2 separate regions of the Homo sapiens genome follow, and region 2 is linked to region 1. The links are chromatin loops, found by intact Hi-C in ENCODE. Cell type or tissue: heart left ventricle. All regions are shown on one strand. Links, peaks and the distances in the headings refer to the core of each region. The heading gives the core; the rest is flanking DNA.

Region 1 (15,163 bases), core at 8,375-10,874:
ACAAGATAAGGATGCTCACTCTCACCACTCCTATTCAGCATAGTACTGGAAGTGGTAGCCAAAGCTGTCAGGCAAGAGAAAAAAATAAAAGACATACAAATAGGAAAAAAAGAAGTCAAATTATCTCTCTTAGCAGATGATATGTTTCTATACCTAGAAAACCCTAAATACTCCACCAAAAGGCTCCTAGAATTGATAAACAATTTCAGTAAGGTTGTAGAATACAAAGTCAATGTATAAAAATCAGTAGCATTTTTATACACCAATAACATTCAAGCTGAGAACCAAATCAAGAACATGATCTCATTTACAACAGCCACAAAGAAAATAAAATACCTAGGAATACATCTAACTAGGAGGTGAAAGATCTCTACAAGAAGAACTACAAAACACTGCTGAAAGGAATCATAGATGATACAAACAAATGGAAAAACATTCCCTACCCATGGACTGGAAGAATCAGTATCATTAATCTGGCCATACTGCCCAAAGTAATCTACAGATTCAATGCTATTCCTATCAAACTACCAATGTCATTTTTCAAATAACTAGAAAAAACTACTGTAAGATTCATATGGAACAAAAAAAAATCCAAATAGCCAAAGCAATATTAAGCAAGAAGAACACAGCCAGAGGCATCACATTATCCGACTTCAAACTATACTATAATACTACAGTAGCCAAAATAACTTGGCACTGGTACAAAAACAGACACATAGACTAATGGAACAGAATACAGAACCCAGAAATAAAGCCACACACCTACAGCCATCTGATCTTCAACAAAGTCAACAAAAATAAGCAATGGGGAAAGGGCTCTCTAAACAATAAATGGTGCTGGGTTCGCTGTCTAGTCATACACAGAAGAATGAAACTGGATTCCTACCTTTCACCGTATACAAAAATTAGTTCATGTGGATTAAAGATTTAAATGTAAGACCTCAAACTGTTAAGAATCCTAGAAGAAAACCTAGGAAAAACCATTCTAGACATTAGCCTTAGGAAAGAACTTGTAATTCAGTCCTCAAAAGCAATTTCAACAAAAACAAAAATTGACAAGTGGGACATAATTAAAGGGCTTCTGCACAGCAAAAGAAACTATCAACAGAGTAAACAGACAACCTACGGAATGGGAGAAAATATTCAAAAAACACACATCTGACAAAGGTCTAATATCCAGAACCTACAAGGAACTTAAACAAATGAACAAGCAAAAAACAACCCCATTAAAAAATGGGCAAAAGACATGAAAAGACGCTCCTCAAAAGAAGACAGACATGCAGCCAACAAACGCAAAAAAATGCTCCATATCACTAATCATCAGAGAAATGCAAATCAAAACCACAATGAGATACCATCTCACACCAGTCAAAATGGCTATTACTAAACAGTCAAAAAACAACAGATGCTGTGATGCTGTGGAGAAAAAGGAATAATTATACACTGTTGGTGGGAAGGTTAATTAGTTCAGCCACTATAGAAAGCAGTTTGAAGAGTTCTTGAAAAAGTTAAAACAGCACTACAATTTGGCCCAGCAATCCCACTACTGGGTATATATCCAAATGAAAACAATTCATTCTACCAAAAAGACACATGCACTGGGCACAGTGGCCCACGCCTGTAATCCCAGCACGTTGGGAGGCCGAAGTTGGAGGATGACCTGAGGTTGGGAGTTTGAGACCAGCCTGACCAACATGGAGAAACCTTGTCTCTACTAAAAATACAAAATTAGCCAGGTGTGGTAGCGCATGCTTGTAATCCCAGCTACTCAGGAGGCTGAGGCAGAAGAATTGCTTGAACCCAGGAGGCAGAGTTTGCACATCATTGCACTCCAGCCTGGGCAACAAGAGCGAAACTCTGTCTCAAAAAGAAAAAAAGACATGCACACACACATTCATCACAGCACTACTGACAATAGCAAAGACATGGAATCAACCTAGGTGCCTATCAACAGTGGATTAGATAAAGAAAATGTGGTACATATACACTATGGAATACTATGCAGTCATAAGAAATGGAAATGGACAGAGAAAAAGAAGGCGGGGGACGGGATCAGAGGCAGCTTCACAGAGAGGCACACTTGAGTCAAAACTTGACTCACGTTTGAAAGATGAATGTGAGTTTCCAGGCATATGGGAGCTAGGGGTGCATGGAGGGGTTGTGGGTCCCCGCTGGGAAAATAGCCTGTAAGGCATAACAGGAATAACTGTGATTCACTGAGGACGTACTGTGTTAGGCACTGGAACAAGAGCTTTACAAACATTATCTCATGTACTCTTCACTGGGTGCCTATGAGGAAGGTACTATCATCCACATTTCATAAGTGAGGGAGCAAGGCCTACGGACTTCCACTAACTGCCTGAGGCCACACAGACAGGAAGAGATGGGGTAGGCCTGATTCTCTGTCTTTTGGATTCCAGAGCCTACAACCACTTCAGTATCTTTGGGCAACGATAAGCAACTTGCTGTTGCCAGAAAAGTGAGGGTCAGAGACCCTTAAAAGTGAGGGGAGGTGACCAGCCTCTGACAGTACACGTAGCAGAGGAGCTTGGCTGCCTCCCGTAGGCTGTGGTGGAGCACAGCGGCCTGAGTAGCATGGGGAGAAGCCTAACCTGCCTTTCCATTGCTCACTCTGGCAGCCTGTGAGTGCGCAGCCCCGGACAGGAGCCCATCCCAGGGACTGGCTGCACAGCTGTTCTGCAAAAGTAAAGAAACCACGTCTCCTCAGTCCTTACACCTGACTTCTTGTAAATGTCCAGTTCTTGTTAGGTTTTCTAACATATCGCCCCTGGACTCCTGTTCTAACCTGATGTCTTATAAACATTCAGGGCTCCTTGGAAAACCCAGGGTTTCTCTGAGGCCCCAAGTCATCCACCTGCTGAGTGAGCCCTGCTCAGATGCATTCTGGAGGGAAAAATCACATAAATTCCCTTCCAATCTATAACTCTTCTTAAAGTCTTCCTTAATGCAATCCTCGGGGACACACACTTGACACGGCTGTACTTCTCTAAAGGAAGGGAGAATCGCTGTGGCCTAGCCCAGGCCATCTGCCACACTTGCATAGAATGTTTTTCCTATGGAAGCTTATTTTGGAATATAATCACAGAGGAAATTGAGATAAACAGGCTTTTCCTTTTCTGGACAATTCTTAGAGATAAAATCTACTGCAGAAGGCAAGACACTTAACTTCTGCCCAGAAACTGATGTCACGTGGTTAACGTGTGGTGGCCACATCAACTGAAGCCGACAGTGACACCGAGTCAGCATCCTGGGTGCAGCTGCCACCCTGTCACTCTCATCACATTCCACCATTCCCAGGCCACAGAGGCAAGAGGATACTCTCAAAACTTAGAGATAGCTTTAGTTTTAGGAAAATAGGACGGAAAAATATCTTATGCCTCAGAATAATAGGTGGAATTCAATTGCTCTTCAAGGCAGCACAAGCATAATGTCCAAATAGGCTTACAAAGGCTTTCCCTAGATTGTGGGTGATTGATCTGTGGCAGGCTATTAAGGGAAGTTCAGGATGGCCAGGCTATTTTGAGGCTGATATCTTGGAGAACCCTCTCTCTCTCCTGCAAACCACTCCCTTGGCATCACTCTCAGAGACAAGCTGCTGGCCTGTGCAGCCCACACCCTGACTCAGGGTGGCATTTTTCTCAAGCCCTCTCCTTTTAAGGCCATCAGGGATCTGAGCCCCCATGGGTAGGGAACAGGCCAGGCAGCTGGAGCGTACAAGAGTCACCACTACGAATAGCTTGACTCTGAAGTTTCTAAAAGGGAACCTGGACCACCTGAGCCTCCCCAGAAGACGCCTCAGTCACATTTACCCTGCTGCTGCCATTAGTATCAGGCAGAGCCATCTGTACACGCGGGAACATGAAGGGCACTTTGCAAGACTTCAGCTGGTGGGTTAAATGTGGCTCACAGCTGTCGCTGAGGCACACTCCCCAAAATAGTCTCAACACAGCAGTAGGAAAGATGACACAGAGGTGACTGAGACTAATAGCAATACAGTATTACTATTATCCCTTGAATAAAGTATGTAAATCAAGGTGTTAACCATCAGGAGCAGAGAAAAGAGAGTGTTAAGTATAGGGGCTTAGCTGTAAAAAGAATCAGAAGAAAAAGAAAAAAAAACCCTCAGTTAAAGGGCTAGATAGTCTAGAAAATTTGTTAGGTATTTATATTATTAACACAGAGCAGGGTAACACGATAGAATAGAAACCTGTTACAAACAGGCAACAACAACAACAAAATAGACAACAACCCTAGAAGAAAAATGCCTTGAAGGAAAAGCTGGAATACTGTGAGAGACTTACCAGTGGCCTGTCTGCGTGTAACTAACTCCTCATCCCGACTTGGTCACGCAAAGGACAGGTGACCATACCTCCAGGAAGGTGGAAAGGGGCCCTACATGAGTGAGAGGCTCAAGTCCTGCCCAAGTGGAATCTGTGATTCTGTGATCTAAAGAAAGTTTGTGGCTATTTTTAGAAACTAAAGTTTATCTCATATTGACACAAACTCAAAAATCAATGATACTTTGAGATATGTCATATCACAAAAAAGATTTCTCCTCTAGTACATTATCATTTAACCAATACAAACAGGTCTGGGCCAGGTGCTGTGGTTCATGCCTATAAACCCAGCACTTTGAGAGGCTGAGGGGGGTGGATCCCTAGAGCCCAGGAGTTTCAGGCCAGCCTGGGCAACATGGTGAAACTCTGTCTCTACCAAAAGTACAAAAATTAGCCAGGTATAGTGGCACACACCTGTAGTTCCAGCTACTAAGGAGGCTAAGGTGAGAGGACCACTGAGCCCAGGGACGTAGAGACTACGGTGAGACATGATTATACCACTGCACTCCAGCCTGGGCAACAGAGGGAGACCTTCTCTCAAAAAGAAAAGAAAAGAAAAAGAAACAGGTCTAATTTGTTCATCTAAGCAATGATAAGATTTATATGAACATAAGTTGCTTTATTGATGAAAAATTGAACATAATCTAATCAAGCCTCTAAATTTAACTGCCAATTTATAGGAAAAGACAGGACAGAACCTACAGGAATGCAATCATTTATATCTAGAATGTGGAAGATTCTGCATGACAAACGACTTGGATTCTTCAACATGTAAATTTCAAGGAAAGAGAGAGAGAGAGAGATAAAAAGGCTTGTTTCCAGATTTGAATGACATGTTAATAGACATTTATGAGACAATCAAGGAAATTTGAACATGGACTGCATATTGAATGTTGAGGGATTATAGTTAATTTTTAAAGGTACAATTGTGATACTGTGATTATATTTTTAAATGCGATCATTATCTTTTAGGAGCACTAAAATATTTACTAATAAAATTATAGGATTTACTTCAAAATAAACAACGATAATAAGATTACCATGAATAGTGGTGGGTGAAATATACAAGGGGCTTATTTGACATTTCCATAATAAAAAACACGAATGAATAACAAAGCATTATAGAAATTCAAGTAAAAAATAGCTCGTGCTTAGTAATAAATCAAAGCGTGCTGGACACTTTAAATAATAAACAAAGATAAGATCTTGCCCTCTAGAAAACAGCTCTAATTCAGGACAGACTTGCTCACATCAGATGGAAGAGTCAGAATGAGATGTGCTGAGTAGAAGGTAGAACGGTCGCTAGCAGAGGGTGGGAAGGTGGTATGTGTGGGGGAGAGGAGAAAGAGAGGTTGATTAATGGGTACAAACAGACAGTTAGATGGAAGGAGTGAGATCTGTTGTTCGACAGTAGAGTAGGGTGACTACAGTTAACAACAATATTTGCATATTTCAAAATAGCTAGAAGACAGGACTTGGAATGTTCCCAACACATAGAAAGGTGATGAACTCAAGGTGCTGAACACCCCAAATACCCTGACTTGATCATTATGCAATAACAAAATATCACATGTACCCTGTAAATATGTACAAATACTACATATCAATTTAAAAATTTTCACACAAGAATGAGATGTGCTGATGCATGTGGAGGCCCTAGCTCCAGACTGGGTGTAAACTTCAAGCCACTGAAGATCTTATTTCCAAGGTTTTTCTACTTTGAAATTCCAAACTTATTTTTCTAGCAGATTTATAAGGGACACGGGACAACATAAACTTGTTAAAGTGACAAGAGAAAGTAAATATGCCCTTAAATTTATACCAAATCTTCTGACAAGTCTTGACTGATAATTGTTTCCTTCAAATTTGTGAAAAACATGAGAGAAAACGTGTTTGTATCTCATTTTTAAGTGTGGACACTTGGCATTGCTCACGGCTTCCAACGGAATAAAATAGGGCTTAGTTGTTTTCCATTAGCTTTTTCCTTTGTGTGTGTGTGTGTGTGTGTGTGTGTGTGTGTGTGTTGTGTGTACATATTGGCTCTAAGCATTTATTAGCCCAATAATTTTTAGTGAAACTCTCCACTTCTCAATATCTTTTGCCGTATTAGATTTTTGTAACATGTGCTAAAGGTTAAAACACCTTTTCCCCTTCATGAAGCCTGAGAGAAGTCGGTTTTCTGGGTTTTCTCAAGACAACCCAGAGGTTTTGTATACGTCTGTCTAAAAAGTCTCAGATTTTTCTTGCTAATTGTGCACCTTCATAATCAAGCAGACAAATCAGAATATTATTTTGGTGAGGCCATCATCTAAACTAACAGTCTTTATGTACAGAAGCAGCACTGACCGGGTTCATACTCCTCAGTTAGCAAGTCAACATCTTCCTCCTGCCAGCAACCCATCCCAGAATATCTGTGGCTTATTAATACTTATGAAAACAACAGTCTTCATTATTTACTAATTAGGAGATGATCAGATGTATCTATTGATAGCAACAGGCTATTTAAAAGTGAAATAATCTATCAAACAGATTTTTTATCAACTCAAAGTTTCCAGTTAGATATTTTTCATTAAATTGATTGCTAGATTGCAGCCACAATCAAACTTAAGTATTATAAGAAGTTTGGTTGGTCTTTTAAAATCATGCAAAAATTCAAGGGGTGCTATTAAATATAGAATTCCAAATGTATAAAGTCTTGTCCTAAAATGGTCAATAAAATGAACCAGTCCACTGGTTCATTTATAGGGGGCCAGTCCACTACATTAATTTGGATGTTCTTCGTCTGCATTTTCATGTTTTCACACACCTGCAGTCATTGTGTACAATTCTGGACTCTTGATTTTCATTTAGCATTCTGCGTTAATATTCTGACATGTTGCTGCCAGGTCTTCATGGCCACCACTTTTAATGGCCAGAAAATATTTCATGTAGTGAACATTTCATAAATTACTTAACCATGTCCCAATTATTGGTTATTTAAGGAATTTAAAACTAAAACACCACTCTTGTGACAAAGTTCTGATGTATCCAGATGTACTCATGCCAAGTCGTCCATCAATAGTTCTGCTAAACCCTGTCAGAGCCCTTTTCTGAAGGGAACCAGGAAACATCTCACAACAAGAAGCTTAAGGCCTCTACAAAATGACTTCAGGGTTAGGATTTCAATTTCACTCTGAGGCACATACAGGAACCACTAGGTTATTTGGCTTAGAATGGAGGGAAGTGTCATTTTGTTTCTGTTCGGCCTGCAGGAAGCTCCTTCCCAGGCCCTGCATTGCCAATTGAACAATTGAACAATTCTCATTGTTCAATTCCCACCTATGAGTGAGAACATGCATTGTTTGGTTTCCTGTCCTTGCGATAGTTTACTGAGAATGATGGTTTCCAGCTTCATCCATGTCCCTACGAAGGACATGAACTCATCATTTTTTATGGCTGCATAGTATTCCATGGTGTATATGTGCCACATTTTCTTAATCCAGTCTATCACTGATGGACATTTGGGTTGGTTCCAAGTCTTTGCTATTGTGAATAGTACCGCAATAAACATACGTGTGCATGTGTCTTTATAGTGCCTAGAACATAATAGGAGCTCCAGAAATACTGTTGAAAAAATGAATAAATTGAGCACACTAAGTGTCTGAATAAAATACCCTGACCATACCCCTAAATAAACAACATAAATAAGCAAATTTCAATTTCTCGGAAAAGTTATATTTTAGTGTCCAATGCTCTTGTTATGCAGTAATGGCATCTTTGATTATTCATATTCGTTAGAGCTTCCAGAAAGGAGTATTGCAAATCACACGGGCCTCTGACTCTCATGACCAAATCCCCCTGTCACTGTCCTTGTTCTCTGATCCTTCCTCTGGGCCCTCGGAAATGCTGGTCTCCATCAAATTGCTGTAAACAGTTTTCAGAAAAAGTTCTCTTTGGGAAGTTTCAAGAGAAAACCACAAATTTCCTGGAAATGCTTCATGCTTCATGACATTTAAGGCTTTCAGAGCCTTGAACTTCAGGAGCAAGATAGCTGGTAGGTCTTCTGGAGGTCTTGCCTAACCTGAGAAGGTCCCAGAGAATTTGTGCATAGAACCTCCCAGGAAGCAGTAAGACAGGCTGGTGCAGTCCCACAGGATGAGAAAGGTAAGAGCTTACCAATGTCTCCAGTTTTGTAAATGAATGTTCTTAGCATTTTTGGTGAGGAGAAAAAAATATCAAACCCATCACAGACAGATCAGCAGTCTCTTGACCTAGGTCACTCAAGGGGTTCTCAACAATCAATTCTAAAATGCAAGTGAAAAATGTCAATATAAGGCTAGACACAGGGGCTCATGCCTGTAATTCCAACACTTTGGAAGGCCAAGGCAGACCTAGAACTTTGTAAATCTGAGATTTTGCTCCATGACTTTGTGGATACTTTCTACTAATACCACCTACACAAAATCTTCAACCAAGAATCTTAATTGCATTTATCAACTTGTGTCCTTAGATCATAACATTTAGATTCATTTGAAAGAAATTTATTGAAGTAAAAGAAATAAGAAGAACTTGATAGCACAAAACAAAGAAAACCCAGAAAGAGAGAGAGAGAGAGAAGCAGAAAAACTAAACACTGAAACCCAGAGAGAGAGAGAGAAGTAGAAAAACTAAACACTGAGTCTTAATCTGTTCTGCCACTAGTCAGCAGCCTGCACAGAGCACTTTAATGTATTCTCTGTCCATTAGTTTCCTTGTTTATGAAAGTATATAGCTCCAAAAAAATTCTGTGTTCTGATTTTTGTCTCTCCAAACCACAACCAGTCCCCTGCTCCCTTCTCTCCTCCTCCTCCTCCTTCTTCTTCTTTCTCTCTCTCTCCCTGTCTCTCTCTCTCTCTCTCTCTCTCCCCCTTTCCCTCTCCCCCACCCACCCACCTCCCAACCCCTGCATACACCTAGGACACCTCCAGCATAGGTTACTACCAATTTTGCACACCTCCAGCATAGGTTACTACCAATTTTGCTGGGTTTATCTCCTTCTGTCCTTTCCGCTTTGATCTGAGGAATAGCTGAGATTTAGGACAGCAACAAGGTGTACCTCCTTCCAGGTTATAAAACAGGATTAATGATTAGGCTCAAGGCCCCTTCCTAGTCACTCAGTAAAGTCTGTGCACTGGAAAACTGTGGTAGCAGTTTTCTGAGCATTAGAAAACTGTGGTTCTCACAGAGGCTGGATGAGTCAACACTGCCATCTGGCGGCCTCTTGGAGGGTGATGTGGAGCCTGGCTTTCATTGAAGAATGAAGGTCCCTTGATTTCCTGACCCTCAGCCAACTCTCCAGCAGCTTCTCACTGCAGAAGAGGTCAGGCCATTGGTCAGCTTGAGGACAAAGTGGGAGGATCACACTTTCGATCACCTATACTTTCTAACAATCAGCCCTGTGGACATCTGCTCACGCCCCATGCTGTTTTTAAAATATTTTCCCATTATAGAAATATTTTTCAAAGATGATTCACAAGCTCCAGGAGCCATTCAGACAAGGGAGAGCAAATTGGCAGCTAAACTCATTCAAGAGTGGAGCAGATGCACATGAAGCTCTGTCTGGCGGAGGAGGCACAAGACACCGAGCCTGGCTGGGAGGGTGCTCATGACAAGAGTGGGGCCACAGGCCTCTCCTTTCATTGGACATAGTGGCCATACAAAGTGGCTGCCTTGAAATGCACCCACATACACTATCGGTCCTCCCGGTCTAGGGAGAAAACTAGCACAGTATGTCAACAGATAAATCAGCGCAATCCTGTGGGTGAAGCAGTGCACCCATACTCTTCATTCTGCTGAGCGGAACTCAAGGGTGAGACACTTGTATTCCTAACTCCACTTGCCTTCAGGCTCCTCCAACATTCCAAATTGCCCATGGACAGAGCTACTACCCCTCCATAGAAGTGACAACTTGAAATAAAAGATTTGAAGCTCCTTCCCACGTTTAGACCCAGGCCTGCTGCTAGGAACTCCAGAGGAGGGATGGAAAGAAGTTTGCACTGCTCACAGATTTAATGTTTCTCTCACAACCAGAAGTAGGCAGCAGGATGGATTTTCAATCAACACTAACAAACGGATCACTCCTGGGTCCTTTAAACAAGTTCCATGTCTCTTTATAGGTTTTAGGTGCCTCCTATGTGTTCAGACTTCGTATAATGGATATATAAGAAAAGTAAATGGGAGGGGCAATATTTAAGAAATAACAGCAAACAATTGCATTCATATTTAATATAAACTACAAGTATCAAGTTAATAGACGCTCAGAAGAAATTCATAAAATCTAGAAAAGTTGGGAAAATCTCAATAGAGAAAATAAAACTTGATCTGGACTTTAAGAGTATGATTTATAAAGTTCAAGGGGACAGTACACAAAGTCAGACAATGTTAGCTGAATCACTGAAGAATGAGAATATCACACCCACTTAACAAAGCAGCCCAGCTAGTTAAAGAAGTATGTTGAAGAGGTAGGGAGTTGGGTGGGGGAGGCGAGGATGGCGTGGAGGGATCTGAAAACTATCAACCTTAAATAATGAGATTTAGAAAATATGATTAAGTAGAGGGTTAATTCGAGTGCAGAGCTTGAGAATGGCCACCTGGAAACACTGACTCTAAACCAGTAAGGTTAATGTTTCAAAGTGGAGAAGTTAAGGTTTCACTTAGAAATTTTAGCAGGATCACATTTTCCATACAAGACCAGTGCATTCGCCACAGCAATTTGATTGGTTATAGATTGCTGCTCATTCCAAGATTACTTTATTACTCTGTGCGGAGGAGTAGTGATTTGAGGGGTCTTATGTCTGGTGCCTTTTTGTCTTGTTTACAGGGGAAAAGGCAGAAGTTGCGCCTGCATGCCGCATAACTCAGGCTCTGCATAGCCACATGTCTTTCAAGGCTCAGAATAATTTGAAGTTCCAACAGCTTTAAGTTTGAATTAATTTCACAAAGCGGAGAAAGACTTGGACTTCGTGCAGTAATGAAGACCACCGATGGGTACTGAACAGCTCTGGTGGGTTTGCACTCAGAGAAAGGAGCCTAAGATGCAGAAGGTGCAGTGAGGCAGCAGCCATCTGCTCTTGTGCTGCTGAGCAGAGCATGATGGGCTGTCACCGCTCACGCGTGTTCTTTACCTGCTGACTCACCTGGCGGCATGGGCTGCATATGGGGTCCCAGCTCCTTAAGCTCCTGTCAGGCCCTTCTGCAACTTCTCCCAAGCTCTTGGGCCAGGTGCATGTCTAGCCATGAAAAAGGAGGCCAGTACCTGATCACTAAGTGAAAGTTCTAAGGTAGTGGGACTGCCACAGGTGTCCCCCATGGTCCCAGGTCACAATCCAGTCTGTTGACCCTCCTCCTTTTGCACCATCGCCCCTTTGACAGCCTGTGCTATGGGTTTTAGGCTCCTAGCACCAAACAGAAACAGGCTTATATAGATCATCTAATCAGCTCTTCTTATGTGAGGCCGAACTCTGTAATAAATCTTTTTATGTCTCCTAGGGCTTCTCTGATTGAACCTGTCTGATGAGGAGTTAAAGAAGTTCTCAAATTGTGTATGCATAAGAATCACCTGGGATTTCTAGCTCAGAGACTGGGACAATAGGTCTATTGAACCTAGGAGTTCATTTTGAACAAGTGCTCTACGTAATTCTGATACAGGGAATCTTCCAGTTACAGTTTGAAATTCACAAATACAAGGAATGAGAGACCTAGAATCAGAAAGCATGTTAATACACTTTTGGGCCATTAAGTGCTCACCCAGGTAACAGGTACAGAAAGGCAGAAAAAGGAAACCTATCAGGGTAATAATTATGCCTTTTTTTTTTTTTTTTTTTGAGACAGGGTCTTGCTCTATCACCCAGGCTGGAGTGCAGTGGCACAACCACAGCTCACTGCAGCCTTGACCTCCTGGGCTCAAGTGATTCTTCCAGTTCAGCCTCTTGAGTAACTACGACTACAGGCATGTGCCACCATCCCTGGCTCATTTTTTGTAGAGAGGGGGTTTGGCCATGCTGCACAGGCTGGTCTCAAATTCCTGGGCTCATGTGATTTCCCCACCTCAGCCTCCTAAAGTATTAGGATTACAGGCGTAAGCCACTGTGCTTGGCCAAGACATTTTGGTAAGAAATATTATTTTCCTACTAAATTGTCTACATTCCCCTTGGGTAGGCTTGCAAAGTCACTGTGACTACAGCAGGAGCTATTGCTGCATGGGAAATATGGAGACACGAGTGGTACCTGGCAGTCACGGGCTCAGTTTGTTTCTAACCTCCCAAGTCAGCACAGCCCCACTGAGCAGACTGCCGGAAAGTATTTATGCCATCTGTCGGATAATTAAGACAAATCCAAACATCTACGTGCATTCTGTGTGTATAAATGGAGTCATGGCCAACCTCTCAAGCAGTTTTCCATCAATCACTTGTAATATTACCAGATACTTCCAATCCCCTTGCAGGCAGTAATGAAGAGAAAGTCTCTACATCAGCAGCTTCTCACTGGAATCTTCAAGCCTAACTCTTAAGAATGAATCATACTTCTAATGTTTATCAAAGGTTTTCTTTTCACACAAGGAATGTGCCTGAATGATCTATAAAACTACCCAAATAACTAGTAGCCAGGTTAGCTCTAGGAGCCATATGCCAAACACATTCTGGACTAAGTCGTGTTCACTCCAAAACTAAGACCATGTTCAAAGTCTACAGCAATACTGGATTAAAACAATGTTAGCTGAAGGTTGTAAAAAAACATCATGGAACACTAATTATGTGCCATCAATCATTACTCAATTTGTAGAACTTCCCTATACACCTTGGGAGGTGAGAACCTTATAGAAAATCCTAGATACACAACTTTATATAAACAGAAAATTCCAAAATGGGAAATCCTTTAGAATAAGAATATACCTAGTGTATATAAAGAAGAAAAAATGTAGATTTGAAATTGGGATACTCTACAGTTTTTAGTTGGGACATTGGGATAGTTAATTTTAGGTGTCAACTTGACTGGATTAAAGGATATCAAGACAGCAGGTAAAGCATTACTTCTGGGTTTGTCTGTGAGGATGTTTCCGGAGACTGGCCTAGGAGTTTGTGGACTGAGTGCAGATCAGCCTGTGTGAGCAGGCACCATCCAACTGAATGGAGCCCAGATAGAACCAAAAGGCAAAGGCAAATAATTCACTGTCTTTCTCCTCGAGCCAGGGACTTGATTAGCAACCCCTCACACCCAACTCCTTATTTTCAGGACTTCAAGGGTTATACCATCAGCTTCCCTGGTTGTGAGGCCTTCAGACTTGGACTGAGCCATGCTGCCAGTTTCTCTGGCTCCCCAGCTTGCAGACAGCCAGGCATGGGAATTCTCAGTCTCAATAACTGAGTGAGCCAATTTCTTTAATAAACCCTTTCTCATCTCTCTCTATATACAAACATATCCTATTGGTTCTGAGTCTTTGGAGAATCCTCATACAGACACTGTTAAGAGATGAACCAGGTGTTACCACTGTGTCCCCAATGCCTGGGATAGTGAGTGACAGTATTGATGTTTGTGCAATAAATGTTTACAATGTGTATCTACTAGCAGCTTTCGATAATTTGAATTATTTATAAAAGGCAAAATAAACAAAAGTGGTATCTAAGATTAACCACTAACTTAGTAAAATTCCATTTATACCACAGGTTGTTCTGGTACAAAGCATACAATAACTCCCATGTTACATATAATTTGACTTGTTCAATAACAAGAAAATTACTCAAATATTATAATGGAGTTAAAATGTATTTAATAGATCTAAAAAATTTTGGCTCTATCAAAACTTAGGTCTCAATTATAACATTACTAAAGTGCTTGTAAAAATTATCCCAGATTTCTGGCTACAGCTTGTATAAAGGCCTATTTTTTTTTTTTTACAGTTTTATTTTGGTTGAAGATTTTTCTCCAAAATAGCTATTCCAGATGGCTTAACAGTCCCAGAAGTGAAAAATCTTAAGATATTTCATTTATAACCATTAGAGTCTTAATAAAACCCTAGTAAATACTCTCCCTTCTGGATGGTTTAAAGGTCCCTTCAGGCAAGCTGGCTGCGTAAACACCAGAGCCCTCTTCATAAGATAAGTTTGCTCAAAAGGTCAACTTTTACAGAGAAATTCCTACCTCATTAGTGTAAGGGAAAATTAACATGACCTGTTTTCATTACTTAAAATGCAAAAAAAAAAAAAAAAAAAAAAAAAAAATCTCAGAAAAATAGAAAAGGGTGGGAAAAATGAAGAAAATTAAAAGAAATTCTACTTCCTATATCTGTCCTGCTTAGAGAAGACAAGTTATAGCAAAATGAGTACTTCAGGTTTCTCTTTTAATAAACAAAACCATCCAAGGTACAGTTCCAAAGTACAAAATCAACCAGGTCTGAACTGATTGGTGATAAGAGCACACAGATCAGTCCTTCCTTAAGGAAACAGTTTCCTCCCTGATGCCCTCTTTGGTCACTATGCAGATCCGGAGTGCGTCCCCAGTGTACACATCTCTCTCAGCCGCAGAAATGAAGACATCTTTCACCAGCCGCATGGCTCTGTCCAAGGACAGCGGAACATGCTCCACATTCTGCATGTTCTTAAAACCAACCTGGTGGGACATGAAACTTGGGTGAGATGTCATGTGACAGTGAGCACAAAGGAAAGGTTCAAGTTTCTTCCAATACCCTCATGTGTACGAGGATTTGTGATGAAAATACTACACAAAATTAAAATGTCCTTCAGACTGAATAAAGACCCTTCCAGACCTGGATGAATTACACACATCAGAAA
Region 2 (15,163 bases), core at 4,468-6,967, 570 kb before region 1:
GGGAGGGCCACCTCAGCCCTCAGGATTGGGTGGGCTGGGGCTGAGGACACAAGAGCAGAGTTTTGGGTGGCAAGTGTTGATGCAGGATGGAAACAAATTTGGCTGTCCTGAGGGTCCGGACCTCACTCAGCAGCGGACCAGGGTCTCTGAAGCCCCACCAGCATCACCCAGAGCTAATGGCAACCTCCTCAAGGCACCCATACCCAGCCAGCAACCAACAGGGCTGCTGACCTCCGGCCTCAGCCGACCCTACCAGCCAGGCCTTGCTGAGCCACGCCCACTTCACCTGTGTTCAGTTGCTTCCGGCAGGAGGGGACGCTGGGGTCCGCTTTTGCAGGTCATGCCACCGAATTCAAATGTGGTATCCGTTTTGTGTTTTCAGTCGTCCCTGCATTTTCTTCGTCTGAAATCAGGACGCTAAGTAGCTACAGCTGCATGTGCCGCCTTTGAGAAAATCTCATCCTGAACTCGAGAACACAGACTCAACAGGCAGACGGCCGGGAAGCTACAAGGCAGCGCCTCACAACACTCTCTTCTTTTTCATTCTACTAAAAGTTGCTCTCAAATCCTACTGGACAGAAAGTCCTAAAGCATTCCAAATGTTGCTCCATTTCCAAAAGTGCCGGCGCTGCCTCCTTGGGATCAGAGGCCTTCTGCGCTTGAGCCTGGCACCTGCCCTGGGCCCCAGTGGACGGGTCCTTCCTCTTGGACCACTGGCCCCATGCATTGTCCATCCTCAACACCTTCCCTGTGGTGCCCAGAGGCAGCGTCCAGGAGCACACCCAGGTGCCCAGCGGGACCCCGGAGCTCCCTTTGAACAGGCACCTTCTGGGGCTGGGGTCCCCATGTCTGGGGGGGAATAGGGGGCTGGGGCCCGTGTCTAGGGAGTTATGGGACCTTGCATCTGAGGGGGTGTGGTGGGGGGCTGGGGCCTGCATCTGAGGGCGTGTGGTGGGGGGCTGGGGCCTGCATCTGAGGGGGTTCTGGTGGGGGGCTGGGGCCTGCATCTGAGGGGGTGTGGTGGGGGGCTGGGCCCTGCATCTGAGGGGGTGTGGTGGGGGGCTGGGCCCTGCATCTGAGGGGGTGTGGTGGGGGGCTGGGGCCTGCATCTGAGAGGGTTCTGGTGGGGGACTGGGCCCTGCATCTGAGGGGGTGTGGTGGGTGGCTGGGCCCTGCATTTGAGGGGGTGTGGTGGGGGGCTGCAGCCCTGCATCTGAGGGGGTGTGGTGGGGGGCTGGGCCCTGTATCTGAGAGGGTTGTGGTGGGGGGCTAGACCCTGCATCTGAGAGGGTTATGGTTGGGGGCTGGGGTCTGCATCTGAGGGCCATGGGACCTGGGTTTGTGGCTGCTGGTTCGCCTCTGGGCTCTGCTGCTTCTCACAGTAGTCGCTGAGCCATCGCGGGTCCTGATGTCTCACGGGAGAAGCAGGCCTGGGCAGGTGGCACCTTTGGGAGAAAGCGAAGGGCAGCCTGGGCTGGAGGCTGCACCCAGGCACTGTGGTCAGTGGCTGGGGAATGAGACACGGCCCTCCTGGGCCCCGTGTCCCTTGTGGTGGGGTCTGAGTGCCTACTTCTCTCACCATGGCCCTCGGGGTCCCGTGCCTCTGCGGCCTGAGCCTGCGGTGGGTCCTGGCGCAGCACCTGGACACGGGCCTCCCTGCCTGAGGCCTCCTTCCTTCCTTTTCACCCCCCTGAGCCTCCTTGCCCTTGGCTGGCTGAGCCGGCACATCCCCGTGGCGCCTCTGCACCTCCCCCAAGATCATTCTGCCAGCACGGTCCTCACTGCACCCTCCGGTCCTCCCTGCACCCTACGGCCCTCCCCTGAGATTATTTCGCCAGCCCGATCCTGCACCCTCCCGGCTGCCACTGCCCCTCCCCAGGGAGGCCGCCACAGATGCAATGGCCGGCTCAGGTTGGCTCCTCAGTGGTTGAAAGTGGTTTTGTTTTTGGTGGAACTTGGGGGCAGTGAGAGGCTTGAGATTATTCGTTGAGATAGTTTTCCAGAAAGAAAAAAATGTCACAGATAATTGGTTCTTTGCACTTGTAATATAAACGCAGTAATCTTTATTCTAACTTTTGCTAGAGAAATTGAAGTCGATGATAGCCCCTTTCAATTTTAAGCAGGAACCAAAGTCAACAGAAATTCTGAGTCATAGAATCAGGCCAACTGACATAAAGAAAAAAAAAAACCTGGGTCACTCACAACCACTAGGATGGCAGAAAGACAGGAAGAAAGAGAATGAAAAAAAAAATAAGACGTTATGGCAAAAGGATCCAGAGAAATTTGGGACCCTTGAGCATTGCTCGTGAGAACCATTGTGGAAACGATAGAGGGGCTCCCCAAGAGTTCATTACAGCAAATGGACTTAGCATGCGATCCAGCAGCTCCACTCCTACAACTGAAGACACAGACTCCAGCAAATACTTGTTCATACATGTTCATAATATCATTCGTTACAGTGGCCAGAAGGTGGGAACAGCCCAAATGTCCATCAACAGATGGACGAGCAAAATGCGGTCCATCCATGAGATGGAATATTACTCGGCCCTAAACAACAGTGAAGAAGTACTTGTAAGACCTTGACAACATGCATGAACCTTGAAGACGTTAAGCTTGTGGAAGAAGCCAGATACACAGGACCACGTGTTGTGTGGTTCCATTCATACAAAATGCCCAGGACAGGCAAATCTATGGAGGCAAAGTAGGTTGCTACTTGCCAGCCTGGAGGATCAGGGGGTGAGGAGAAACTGTGCAGGGAGTTCAGAGCCTCCTCTGGAGTCGGGGAAGCGTTCTGGACTAGATGGAGGTGGGACACACCGAACCGTTCACTTCCACATGCTCCACGTTACAGTTGTGAATTTCACTGCAATAAATTAGGGTTATTTTAAATACTTGGGCCAAACCTCAGATTTGCTGATCATTAATCCGTGGCTTTGGGAGCCACTGAGACTTGGCTGTGCTGAGTCCCCTCCTCTGCAAGTTGGAAGAAAAACTCTTCCCGGAGGATGGTTCAGACAAGTAAGTCAAAGCGTGAACACACCAGCAGAGCACCTGCCCTATACCTGCATGGTACCTGAGCATGAAAGACGTTCAAGAACATTCTCTTCCGTCCTCTGAGTCACTAGCAGATGGCCTGTTTCCTGCTGAAAGAAGCACCTGGTACTTGGTGTTTACGAACTCCACTCAGTAAGCGGATCAGTAGCAACAAGGGCACTTTGGCCGTCAGACGCAGAAGTAGCGTTTTCCTCCAGAACACCACCTGTGGTTGGGACAGTGCCGTGCAGCCCCAGCATGTCTGTGACGCACACCTCCTGCCTGCGGGGTGGTCCCCCTCCCGCCACCCCGGTTCTTCCGGGTTTTCGAGCCCTGCCCTCAGCTTCCCCTCCTTCCTCCCCTCCCCGATTTTCCAGCCCTGCCCTCGGCTTCCCCTCCTCCCTCCTCTCCCCCTGGCACCGTTAAAACATTCATGCTGGGCCAGATCATGCTTTTTGACAATGTCTAACGAGCTAGCAGTGAATGATAAATCTGCCGGGCCGCCTCTGTGTCTCAAAGCCACTAGGATCTGCAGCTGTTTCAAGAGCACAGAACAAGAAAGCCTCCAGGAAAGGGGGAAAGAGCGGCATCTGAGCTTGGAGGAAGTCATTTCTGTGAAAATCTTTTAATGCAACAGGGAGCTAAGCAAGTGGGCTGTGTGTGCTGTGGAAGGTGGCGATGTTGGGGTCTTGCCTCCTGCAGTGGATGCCGGCGACAGGGCCTCGGGTGGCTCTCTTAGGACCCACAGGCCCTGCATCTGGATTGGTCAAGTCCCAGGGGCCAGGCCTGCCTCAGAGGTCCTGGGCATTTCACGGCTGGAGGGCACTGCGGAGGTCCATCTGCTGCCCCATGGAGGAGAGCGGGTGCTCAGACACCAATCTTGGTGCCCAATCATTTCCCCTCCTCTGACCTTGAGGGAAAAAGCCAAGATGCAGCCTCTGGACACCAACCTTGAGACATTCTCAGCTCTCAGCTCATCAGCAGAGCCTGGACTCATTACTCCAGGGAAGAAGCTCTGCTTCCGTGGGCCAGGGGTAAGGTCAGACGCAAGGGCCTGAGGCCACATGGGAGCCCAAGCAGCAGGAGGCCCCAGGCCAGTCAGAGCCCTCAGGGCCTCCCAGGGGCTGGCAGGAGCACCTGCTCAGTGGCGAGATGAATGTCCTAAAATGCTATTAACGGAGTTCAGTCTAGGGTTTAAATCAATTTGGCAAACATTTATTGAGTGCCCACTCCCAATAAGGTTCTGAAAAGGCTCTTGAAAAAATGTCTGTGCTTTTGAATTTCAAATGATTGGTTTTAGTATTAGGAGCAACAGAAATCCTGTTATCACTCATCCAAATAATCAGAATTAATTTAGGAGTTGATGGCAAGCAGAGTCCGTTGGTAATTAGGAAACATGGAGAAATAATTAACCATGGCAAGAAATGCGGTTACATTTAACTCCTGCGAAGTTAAAAAAGAACCATGGTACTTTTCTCTGTGAGGCTTAGCAATCCCAGTGCTGGTGAGAGTGGCGCCTGCCTGAGCCCGTGAGGAGCCCTGCGCTGTTCCCCACCCTGGGTGCCATGCTGGCCGCTGGGCCCTTCCTTCAGGGAAGCCAAGCTGGATCCCTGAGTCACTAGGGCGACTGGGTGGGGCCTTGGCCGGATGACCTCCCTTCAGAGAAGGACCAGGGCCTAACTCCATGTCTTTTGTAAATTTATTTTTTTAAGCCTGAATAGAAAATGTCTCCATTATTCACTTTAGTTTTAAATATAGGCGCCTTCTCCCGGCTGGAATCCCCACTGCTAAGCTGGGAGGAGCCTCCAAGCTGGAGCGCTGGGCTTGTCCAGCCAGGCAGCAGACACTGTGGGGAGGCAGTGTGACATCCATCAGGGCTCTCTGTGGCAATGACACTGCATTCCTTTTAGAAAACTCCCTCTCCTCCAGTCTTCCTCCTGAAGGCCACCCCTCTCTACCAGCACTCGGCTCAGGAGGCCTGCGTGGCTCTGACTGATGCCTTTCTCGGCAGCTCTGTCCAGGGGCTAAGGGAGGTGCAGATGAGTCCCTGAGCGCCCTCATGGGGATTGGTCATTTCAGTCCCCATCCTGGGTTCCCCTGGAGGATGTGGGCTCCATGGTGCTGGGCCGTGACTCTCTCTGCCTCAGTGCTCCCAATACCCCCAGCCGTGGACCCTGGTGAGCCCCATGCAAGTGAAGCAGCCCCTCCCAAACCCTCCATCCTTGGAACGCTGTACTGCGGCTGCCAACTCCTCTGGCCTCCACTGCAGACACACAGGGCTCCTCTCTGGAGCTGAAGCTGTACCTCCAGGAGACACTGAGTTCTAGGCTTAGCGCCATAGCGAGCCAGCCCCTTCTTCAGGATGACTGCCAGGGGGAAGTGTCTGTGCATGTGTGTGTTTACGTGTGTGTTTGTATGTGTGTGTGTGTGTGTGTGCATGTGCCTCTCACATGTGTCTGTGATTACCACCCAGCAACTCCTAGACCTGCCCTGTCCCATGGAACTTTCCGGGGTGTGGAGACGATTCTTAGCACTGAGGGTCGCCACAGCCACGTGAGTGCTGGGACACAACCACTGCAACTGAGGAGCGGAGTTTTAATTCTGTTCACTTTAAATTAATTTAAGTAGCCACATGTGGCTAAGGGCCCATACTGGACAGTCGGTTCTTCAAGGAGGTGAATTTGAGATTTTCCCTCAGAAGCCTCCTCTGAGTTCTGCCTGTGCTCTCGGGGGTCTCAGCATCTCGGGCGCCTTCCCCGCCAGGCACCCCCGGGGCGAACGAGGACCGTGGGCCTGTCCTGCCACCATCGCTCTGGAGGTGAGGATGCGGCTCCCGGACACCCGAGGGCGCCCTCCTGAGCCTGAGCCGGACAGAGCGGGGGTCGCGGGAGCTTCCCGGCGCCGGCGCAGCCCCAGGAGGAGGGACGGGTCCTCGCGGTGGGTGACGGTGTCACCGCCAGCATCGCCTCTCCCGGGTTTCGGGGTGGCCGGGGCGCCTCCTCACCGGGGCGGCCGCAGAGCAGGGACCCCAGTGCCTCCCATGGCCGCCCCGACAGGGGACGTTCCCGCCCGGGGCCATTCTCACCGCATCGCGCCCGGGCGGGAGGAGCGCTGGGGCGGCCGGGGCTGGTCTCGGCGGCTCCTGGCCCAGGTTCGTGGCTCTCGCGTTCCCCGGGGTCTGGGCCTGCGCCGGCGGCGGGGCGCCTTCCACCCAGTGATGTGGCGATGCCTCCCGGGCTCATGGGGGAATGTCGGGTCGGCTTCGCGCTGGGCCCACGGCCTCCTCCCGGTGAGACGCCCTCAGGGCTCCCCCATCTCAGCGCCCGGGACGCCGCAGCCATCTCGGTGGGCTGAAGGGAAGTAAGATTCTTGCAGAGGGCGCCTGCCCCAGAAAACAAATTTCATGTACAGGTTTCAAAGAGGCCAAGACGTCCGTGGCTTCCTTCAGGAGAAAGCGGCAAAACCCACGCCCAGATCCGTTGTGCTTTCAGCTTTTCACCAGGAAACTCACTTTTCTATGTAAGAGCAAGCGAGTTCCACAGCGCGGGGAGGCCAGTGGAGAGGAGCGCGGCCTTGCCTGGCTCATGTCCTGTTTCCAGCTTGCCCTGAAAACGAATTACTAAATCCATGGAGGAAGAGCTTGGGGCCTGCCTGGTCCTCGGCCACAGTGGGGCTGGGGCCTGTGACTGCGTGTGCAGAGGGTCCGCGCCCAGGGCCCGGGAAAGGGGCTGCGCTGCCCCGAGCGAGTCCCCGGGCGCCCCCAGCCTGCTGCAGCCACCTCGGGCTCCACATTTCGGCCCCTTCTCCTCTCCGCTGCTCTGGGCTCAGCCACCAAGCTCCACGCTGTGGGCAGAATCCACTGGGGCGCAGGAAACCTCAGCTTCCGCAGCCCACCTGGCCTTCGCAGTCTTCCTCTCCAGGGTTTTATTTCAACATGGCCTTTTCTGCTGCGACTCAGCTGTGGTAGGGGCCAAGTTTGGGTGTGTGAGGCCAGGGAGGTGCGTTGTGTTCTCGCGGAAGAGAGAGACGCAGCGAGGGAGCCCGGGCACACGGACCCAGCTCACCAACCGCAGCCAAACCACCAATTCTGTCCCGTGGCCCTTGGTGACCGGTGACAGGGAGGGAAGGAAACGTGGCCAGCTTCCGCCAGACCACAGGCGAACACAGGTGGGGCGGCCCACTGGCTTGGGCCTAGGAGCTGCAGGAGCAGGGGCCACGGTCCAGCCTGACGCCCCTCTCTTGGGGCAGGAAGTTCCCTCTGTCTGCCGTGAGCAGGGGCACTTGGGAGGGCCCAGCATAGGACCTCAGGAGCTCCCGGAGCAGCCTCAGCAGCCGCAACCCCTCGACCTTGTCCAGCATCACGCCCCGGTGCCAGGGAGACAGACCGAAGAATCCCACCACTGTGCAGGAGAGGAAGCCTACTTTAATTCTGTTCTTGAAGTAATGGCAGGTGAAGATTCGTATGTCATAATTAATTCCTCACTTCTTAGGAATCGCAGCGATTAGCTCTGTCATTCCTTTGTTATCAGAGAGAACTGTGAGTCCTGTTATTCTCACTGCTTCGCCATCTGTGAGCATGCGCAGCCCTCGGCTAAGTTTTCTAAAAGGAACATCACAGCGACTTCCCTGACCTCAGCCAGGACAAAAGGTGAAGTCTAGCACGACGACCCGTGCAGCCTGCATGGCTGGAGGCCCTCCCTTCCCGGTCTCTGGGCACAGGTGCGGGGCCGTGCGCGCGCGTGCGCCTCCACGGTTCCTCCGGGCACAGGTGCGGGAGCTGCGCGCGTGCGTGCTCCTCCAGGGTTCCTCCGGGCACGGGTGCGGGGCCGTGCGCGTGCGTGCGCCTCCACGGGTCCTCCGGGCACAGGTGCGGGGCCGTGCGCGTGCTTGCGCCTCCATGGTTCCTCCGGGCACAGGTGTGGGGCCGTGCGCGTGCGTGCGCCTCCACGGTTCCTCCGAGCACAGGTGCGGGGCTGTGCTCGGAGCGCCTCCAGGTTCCTCTGGGCACAGGTGCAGGGCCGTGCACCAAGTGCCTCCACGGTTCCTGTGAAGGAGTGCGATGGCTCTGTAATTTTTGTCCTCAGCTCCGGTTTACCACAGCTTAGGCCTTTGGGGTCATTTTAAAGTAGTAAAGAAGCTTGAAAGGTAATCCCAAACCAGGTGGTCCTTAAATCATTACTGGGTTCGAAGAATAATTATCATCAGAATAATTTATTATGCATATAATTGTAACTGTGCCCTGTGGACACTGCACATGGTTAAATCAACACCAGGAGGGTATTTTGGTTTCTAAGAACTTTAAAAATATAAGGCAGATGGCATTAATACAGACAAGTAATGAATGAATAAGAATTCATAACAATGAAGCTCTAATGCAACGTATGATTGAATAGGGCAGCTTAGAAGCCTGGAAATTAGGAGGCTCGGTAAGATGAATTGGGTGGTGGTTTCCAAACCTCCTACCAGCATTTGGAAGAGACCCCAGGGATCAGGGCATCTCCAGAATCCAAGCCAGCTCTGCATGTCCGGCCAGTGCCTGCAGCATTTTGGTGCTGAGATAGCATCGTGGGTGGCCCATGGAAGGACGTGTTTGATGGAAGGGAGATAAGAAATGGCCCTAATAAGGAAAGGAAAAACTCTAAGCTGGCCAGAGCTTCCAAGTTGTCCACCTGAGGACTTGGAAGAGTCGATGATCTGAGCTTGCATCTGCAGGGCTGAGGGTGAGCAGGGGTGAGGGTAGCAGAGATAAGAGCTTGAGCCAAGGAGTAAGGGGTGTGACCCACCCCTTGCTTGAGCATGGTCTGTGCTGATGGTGCACTTCTCACCAACAGCAGGGCACAGGGTGTGGGGCATCCAGTCTGAGATTAGATTAAAAAGACTGTGGCTTTTGCTTTGGGGACACTCCCGGCTCATGCTGTTCCGTGCCCTCTGCCCGTCATAAGGACACTTGGCAGCCCTGGGAAGGGGTCACATGGGGAGGACCAGGGCCTGTGGGCAGCCTGGTGAGGGGCTCAGACACCCCACAGGAGCCTGCAGGGGCAGGAAGAGATTTGGGGGAGAGGAAAAGATTTGCTATTTAGGTTGTGGTACTGGTTTCTTGGCTGTATACATATGTTAGGCTGATAATACTTCAATTGCACGCTGTTTATCACACTTTAATTATACACTAATGAGACTGTAAAAACTGAGGAGGTGGCATTATTCGTGGAGAAGAAAAAGCTCAGATTAAACAGGCAGTGGGAAGACATGGTGTTCAGGGGAGGTGAGCCCAGGCGTGCAGATGCTGAGCATGGGCGGTATTTGTCAGGTGATGGAGAAGCTGGCATGCATTATACCTGGCAGGAGTTTGAAGATCTTCCATCTGTGTTTGGATGGCCGCATTGGCTGCAGGGCGTGTAGACAGTGTTGTTGAGAATTGGCTTGAGTGCAAAGGTTAAAATGTACAGTCACTCTGGGGAGTAGAAAGTTTTGCCCTTTTTGAGGTGTAGGGCATGACCTTTAACACTCCCACCATCAGCAGGGAGAAGAGGAATGAAAAGCACAGGAAAACAGGCCAGGGAGTTCATGGATGGAAATGGCATCACAGGCAACAGCCACTCACGAAGATGGACGAGGACCCAAGAGAGAACCAGCGCTGCTCTACACCTGCCTGTCAGTTCGTAGTGGAGAGGGGCACTGTCCGCCGAGCCTCCATCCGTGGAAACGCTCCTCTTCGAGCCCGGCCATTGCTCTGGCTGGGCCTGGTGAGGAATGGCCGACATCACGGACAGTGGCCTTTCCTAGCCCTGACCCTGCAGAGTGCCTCTGGAGCGCATAGTGCTGGCGGACAGGAAGTCAGCAGATCGAAGACAGGGTCCTGGCTTCACGGTGGGTGAGCCGTGTGATGTTTGGGCAAGTCCCTCATGCTCTGTAAGTCTCTCCACTGAGCTGGGTGTGAACGTGGTGCTCTGTGGCAGTGGCACGTGATGACTCCTGCATGGAGTTCTCGTCTCAGCAGGGGCAGTGCCTTGCACCCCGATTTTCAAGCAGCAACCTGAGAGTCCTGGGAGGCCCGTCTTTTCCCCTCGGTCTTTCTGTTGGCCCCACCACTCACATATTTCAGGCCTCACCAAGTCCTGTTAATCCCATTTCCAAAAAATGCCTGGAAGCTTCTACTCCTGGCTCTGCAGCCTCCACCTTTCTCTGAGCTCTGCGGACGCTTCCTCACATCAGCCCTGGATGACTCCAGGAGCCTCCAAAGGGAGCCCCTGCTTCCTGTTCCCCTCCCCTGCGACCTGCTGCCCATGTGCTCCCAAGGGGCTCGTTCCTCCGTGTGGATGGGATCGTGTTCCTGCTCCCCTGCCCCACAACCCACTGCCCGTGTGCACCCGAGGGGCACGTTTTTCTGTGTGAGTGGGATCATGAGCCTCTTTCCTTGGTAGATGTTCTCTTTGCGCTGGAATGAAACCTCAGCTCCCCTGTGACAGGAAGCTCCCCATGGGCCAGTGCTGGGTTTTGGTCTGTCGGCATGTGCTCTCCACCCAGAGAAGACTCACAGCTGGCTGCTCCTCTCACCCCTGAGGCTTCACAGTAAACATCGACTCACAGGAGGGGACCACGTGATTCCCACCGCGTGTCCTGTTCCCTCCATGGAGCATGAGCTTGACCATGGTACAAAGCACCGCACAGCTGCTTTAACCCTGGGAGAGAAGTGTCTTTATGAGATTCTCTGTGTCCCCAGGAAATGCTGCCTTCTCCTGTGAAGCAGTCAGTGGGCCAGGCCCAGTCCTTAAAGATGCAGAGAACCCAACAGGCCCCTCTTCTGCTCACAGCTTCACCTTATGTTATGCAAAATCCCCACACCACTAGAGCATGCTGGCACTGGGTCATGGGTGCCTGCATTTCCCGCAAGCTTGTGACTCGGGGTGCGATACCTCAGCCCGTTTCCAAGCAGCCCCATGAGATCAGGGCTTATTGTGTTTGCTCCATGTATCATGAGGGTGCATCCTGAGAAGGAGAGACTCGCAGGTGGGTGCAAATGATTTGCAGTCACAGAGGAGCCAAGAGCTCCTGACGGGACTAATGAAAGCATGCCTCACTTTAGCCCTGGGCCGGGTTCACGCCTCACCTTAGCCCTGGGCCGGGTTCACGCCTCACCTTAGCCCTGGGCCGGGTTCACGCCTCACCTTAGCCCTGGGCCGGGTTCACGCCTCACCTTAGCCCTGGGCCGGGTTCACGCCTCACCTTAGCCCTGGGCCGGGTTCACGCCTCACCTTAGCCCTGGGCCGGGTTCACGCCTCACCTTAGCCCTGGGCCGGGTTCACGCCTCACCTTAGCCCTGGGCCGGGTTCACGCCTCACCTTAGCCCTGGGCCGGGTTCACGCCTCACCTTAGCCCTGGGCCGGGTTCACGCCTCACCTTAGCCCTGGGCCGGGTTCACGCCTCACCTTAGCCCTGGGCCGGGTTCACGCCTCACCTTAGCCCTGGGCCGGGTTCATGCCTCACCTTAACCCTGGGCCAGGCTGCTGTGTGCCATGTGCTGTTTCTTCATCGGGGGGTTTGGGTACAGAAATACTAAAAATGAATCTTGAAAGAGGTACCGATGGCTTCTTGCGGTTTTTTGGATACAAACAGATTGGTTTTTTCTCAAAGAAGATGAGTGACTATGTTGTCAGTGTCATGGTGCAAAGATGAATACGCACCTGCGGCTAACAAAGCTCCCAGCGATGGGGGATGACCTCGCAAATGTGTCGTGAAATGTGCAGAAGAGGGTTTCATATGCAGGACAGAAGTATCTGGGTGATAGGTGAGCAGTCATTTCTCACTTACTCATCTCTGGGCACTGTGACGTGACTCACATCTGCAATCCCAGTACTTTCAGAGGCCAAGGTGGGAGGATTGCTTAAGGCCAGGGGTTCAAGACCAGCCTGGGCAACATAGCAAGACCCCATCTCTACAAAAAATTAAAAAATTAACCACATGTGGTGGCATGCATCTGTAGTCCCAGCTACTCGGCCGGCTGAGGTGGGAGAATGGCTTGAGCCCAGGAGATCGAGGCTGCAGTGAGCTATGATCCTGCCCCTGCACTTCAGCCTGGGCCACAGAGTGAGATCGTGTCTGTAAAAAATCATCATCATCGTAAAATGAATCACCTGCCACCTGCCATCCATCCTTCTTTCTGAACCGGGTCTGGTCAGTTTCCTCCCAGGGACCTGGTCTCCTGCTCCTGGCTGTAACTTGGTGTAAGAGTTAAAGAAAGAAGAAAGAATCATGAAAAGTGGTTCGACAGTCCAAGACAGGTTTATTTTGGAGAATAAACCTGAGAGGGGCTTCTGGCTGATTTCAGTCAGGAGCATTCTCTCTTACAGACTAACAATATTTAGGGTTTAGAATATTAAGGAGCTTATCACAGGCTTGGATTGTTTCTATGTGAGGGAAAGTTTATTGCAGGGTTGGGATGTCTCTAGTCAGAGGGGAGTTTACCTTAGTGTTGCAGTGTTTCTGTTTATGCTGACATTAGCTGTTAGGCTGATGTTTTGGGGCAGATTTAGGTGGTTTTTTAATCAAGGGGAACTTAAAATGGCAGTGTGTGTCCAGGATGGTGATGTCCTGCTCCTGCTGTAGCTTGGAGGGCAGTGGCTGTGGTGCCCGCCTTCCTCCAACAGAAGACGGGCACCAGGAGCTCATTCTGCAGATTCTTTCTGTCACCACCTGTGCGGTCTCGGTGGTCACAGCCCAGGTTCAGTGGCAGGATGCTGTCCCCGTTCTTTTAATCTCAAGTAAGCGTATGAGGACAGAGTGCCTGGTGGATCCCCGTCCCCCGTGGGCACTGTCCCTGGACTCTTACCATGAGACCTGCTCTGGGCATCAGCTCCAGCTCTGGGCTCTGGGTGCCACCTTTGCCCAGCCCTCCCTTCTATTGCATGACCAGCAAGACCAAGAGCCCTAATAAAGGACAGCAAGGTTAATGGTTTGGACGAGGAAAAGCTGGGATTTTAGGAACAACGGCTGCCAGGCCCTGTCCTAAAGGGAGAGTGGAGTCTCTGGAGGAGCCTGAGGTGGCCCCAGGGACTCAGGAACCTGCGGCTGAGAGCTGGAGAGCGTGGCTCACACAGGTAACCCTGGGACCAGCGCAGTCAGCCGGGAGAAGGCTGAGCATGCTGGGGCACACTCCGTTTTAGTGGCCCCGAGTTTGTTCTATTTTCTGTTGAGCCAGAAAGAGGAGATTGTATTGGATTCCCTTGATCCAGGGTTGCAGGCCTGTTTCTGAGTTACTGATTTCTGTGCCAAATGAGTCTCCTTGCTCGCTGGTCAAAGACCTTGTCCGTTCTCTTTTTCTGTTTTTTTTTTTTTAAGCCTCTGGGGAATTCTCCCCATAAATCATGTTTCCCTGCTACTGAGCAGTTGAAGTGAGAAACCATAGCTGGCACTGCCCCTGCAGAGTAGCCAAGGGCACCTGGCCAGGGCGTCGGCCGCAGCGTCAGTGGTGGAGCTGGCCCAGCAAAGCTGCCCTCCCCGGCAGTTTCTCCACCTGCGTCTTTCTGCTGAAGCCCCTCCGTCTTTCCCCACTGCTCCCACAGTCTTCTCTGGACCTGGGCTGCACACTCTCTCCTCTCTGCCCCTTTCCTCTCCTCCCTCCCAAGCACCCCAAGATCAAGGGCATGGAGCCAGCATATGGTTCTCAGGAGCCGTGGCCGGTCCAGGCGAGAGGCTTCCGGACGCAGAAAGGCCATGGCTGTGGCAGTGCATGCGCCCCTGGGTGCAGGCTCCCCCAGCACATCCCCATCCGACAGAGGCCCAGTCCCACACGGCCTCGTCAGGATGAACTGTGTCTCAAGCGACTGGTTTTCCTGGGGTGGAAGGCACCATCAGTGAGAGGTAGAAGGAGGCTGGGCTGTGGCCTGGCTGTGCTGGTCAGTTGGTTCCTGGGCCCAGGGGGAGTGCTTGGCAAGTCACTGGGCTCTTGCCCTCCTTGTGGGAAGATTTTTAGGGGAGGGAAGAGTACACCTAAAAACAGAGACGTCATTAGCCCTGGATCTCCCTGGTGAGCACTTCTGTGGTAGCCTGAATCCTCCAACACAACCTGTCTGTCACAGACATAGATTCTGAAAAGAAGCACGTGGTCTAGACCCTGGATCGCTCAGCAGAAAAGTGTCATGAGCACTGCACCTTCCAATAAGAAGCATCTCCCGTAGCCCCGGATCCACCAAGAGACCCTGTCATTAGCCCTGGATATCCCAGAAGGAACGCAAGGTCTTCCAGCAAGAAACATCTGCATAGCCCTAAGTCCCTGAACAAGGAATGCCTGTCATTAGCCCTGAAACCCAAGAAGAAACACCTCAGGCCACTGGGCCCCCCAGTGAGAAATGCCTGTCACAGCCCTGGCTGCCCTGAGGAAGAAAATGCCTGTTCTTAGCTGCTGGGTCGGTGGGTAGTTTTGGCAAATGCTGCTCCACGGGCCCGGGGCCTCCTGTGCCTGCAGAGGCAGGAGGGCCAGTTCCCGCAGCTGCACCCAGTTTATTGCTCCCAGCCGTGCGCAGCCTCACCCAGATGGCTGCCAGGATGCATGTGGCGCAGCCCGGGGCCGTCCTTCTGATCTGGAGCCTGGGTGGTCAGTGGGTTTCCCAGGCAGTACGGTGGCCTGCGGCCAGGACGGAGCAGTGAGGGGCAGGCTCACCGGGCTGTGGAGGGAGTGGCCAGCATGTGGGCAGGCCCAGGTCTGGGGCATAGGCACTCATGCATGGCTGCTAGGGCACCAGCGGCCCTGATGTTTGTGCCCTGGGGGTGTGAGCACTGGCTTGAGGCAGGGCCTGGGGCAGCGGCACTGGAACCCGTGTGGTAGGGCCGGAAAGCACTCAGAGCGGCTCCTGAGTAGCAGCAACTTTGTTTCCAGGTCATCCCTGCTTGGCCAGCAGCTGGGGCACAGGAGCATGCAGGCTGCAGCCCTCAGGCACAGGGCAGCAGCAGTGGGCAGTTTAGGGACCACCAGACGCCCCGGGGGCTGGTGACAGGGGACTTGCCCCACTGCTCACCACAGAGCCCCGGCAACCCCGGGATCACAGAGACCCGGCCGCCCCAGGAGCACAGAGACCAGGCCGCCCCAGGAGCACAGAGACCCGGCAACCCAGGAGCATGCCTCCTTGGCCCCAGT

Evidence for each region. Hi-C counts contacts between places; a loop is a spot of excess contacts. Peaks named below come from ENCODE experiments on the same cell type or tissue, not always from the same donor. Only the 100,000 strongest peaks of a DNase experiment are listed, where the experiment ranks them.
Region 2: a loop joins it to region 1, with 3 times the contacts of the local background. A loop is called at or near these places in 43 of 110 quality-filtered maps.

The regions. Positions count from the first base shown.
Region 1 is chr6:170,520,425-170,535,587 of GRCh38, forward strand. PSMB1 (proteasome 20S subunit beta 1) reads right to left here. Exons shown (of 6, transcript NM_002793.4): 6 at 14,696-14,981. The coding sequence ends at 14,796. Among named protein-coding and RNA genes, the nearest start is that of PSMB1, 25 kb to the right of the region's middle. In heart left ventricle, for the core only: CTCF peaks have their summits at 9,590 (motif pointing left) and 9,793; a DNase peak (open chromatin) is centred at 9,597.
Region 2 is chr6:169,956,077-169,971,239 of GRCh38, forward strand. It overlaps LOC100131532 (a long non-coding RNA gene), which reads left to right and starts at 6,547. Exons shown (of 3, transcript NR_027434.2): 1 at 6,547-7,681; 2 at 9,551-11,185; 3 at 11,534-11,602. It also overlaps LOC107986675. In heart left ventricle, for the core only: CTCF peaks have their summits at 5,883 (motif pointing right) and 6,097; a DNase peak (open chromatin) is centred at 5,895; H3K4me3 peaks cover 1,158 bases; H3K27ac peaks cover 517 bases; H3K27me3 peaks cover 384 bases.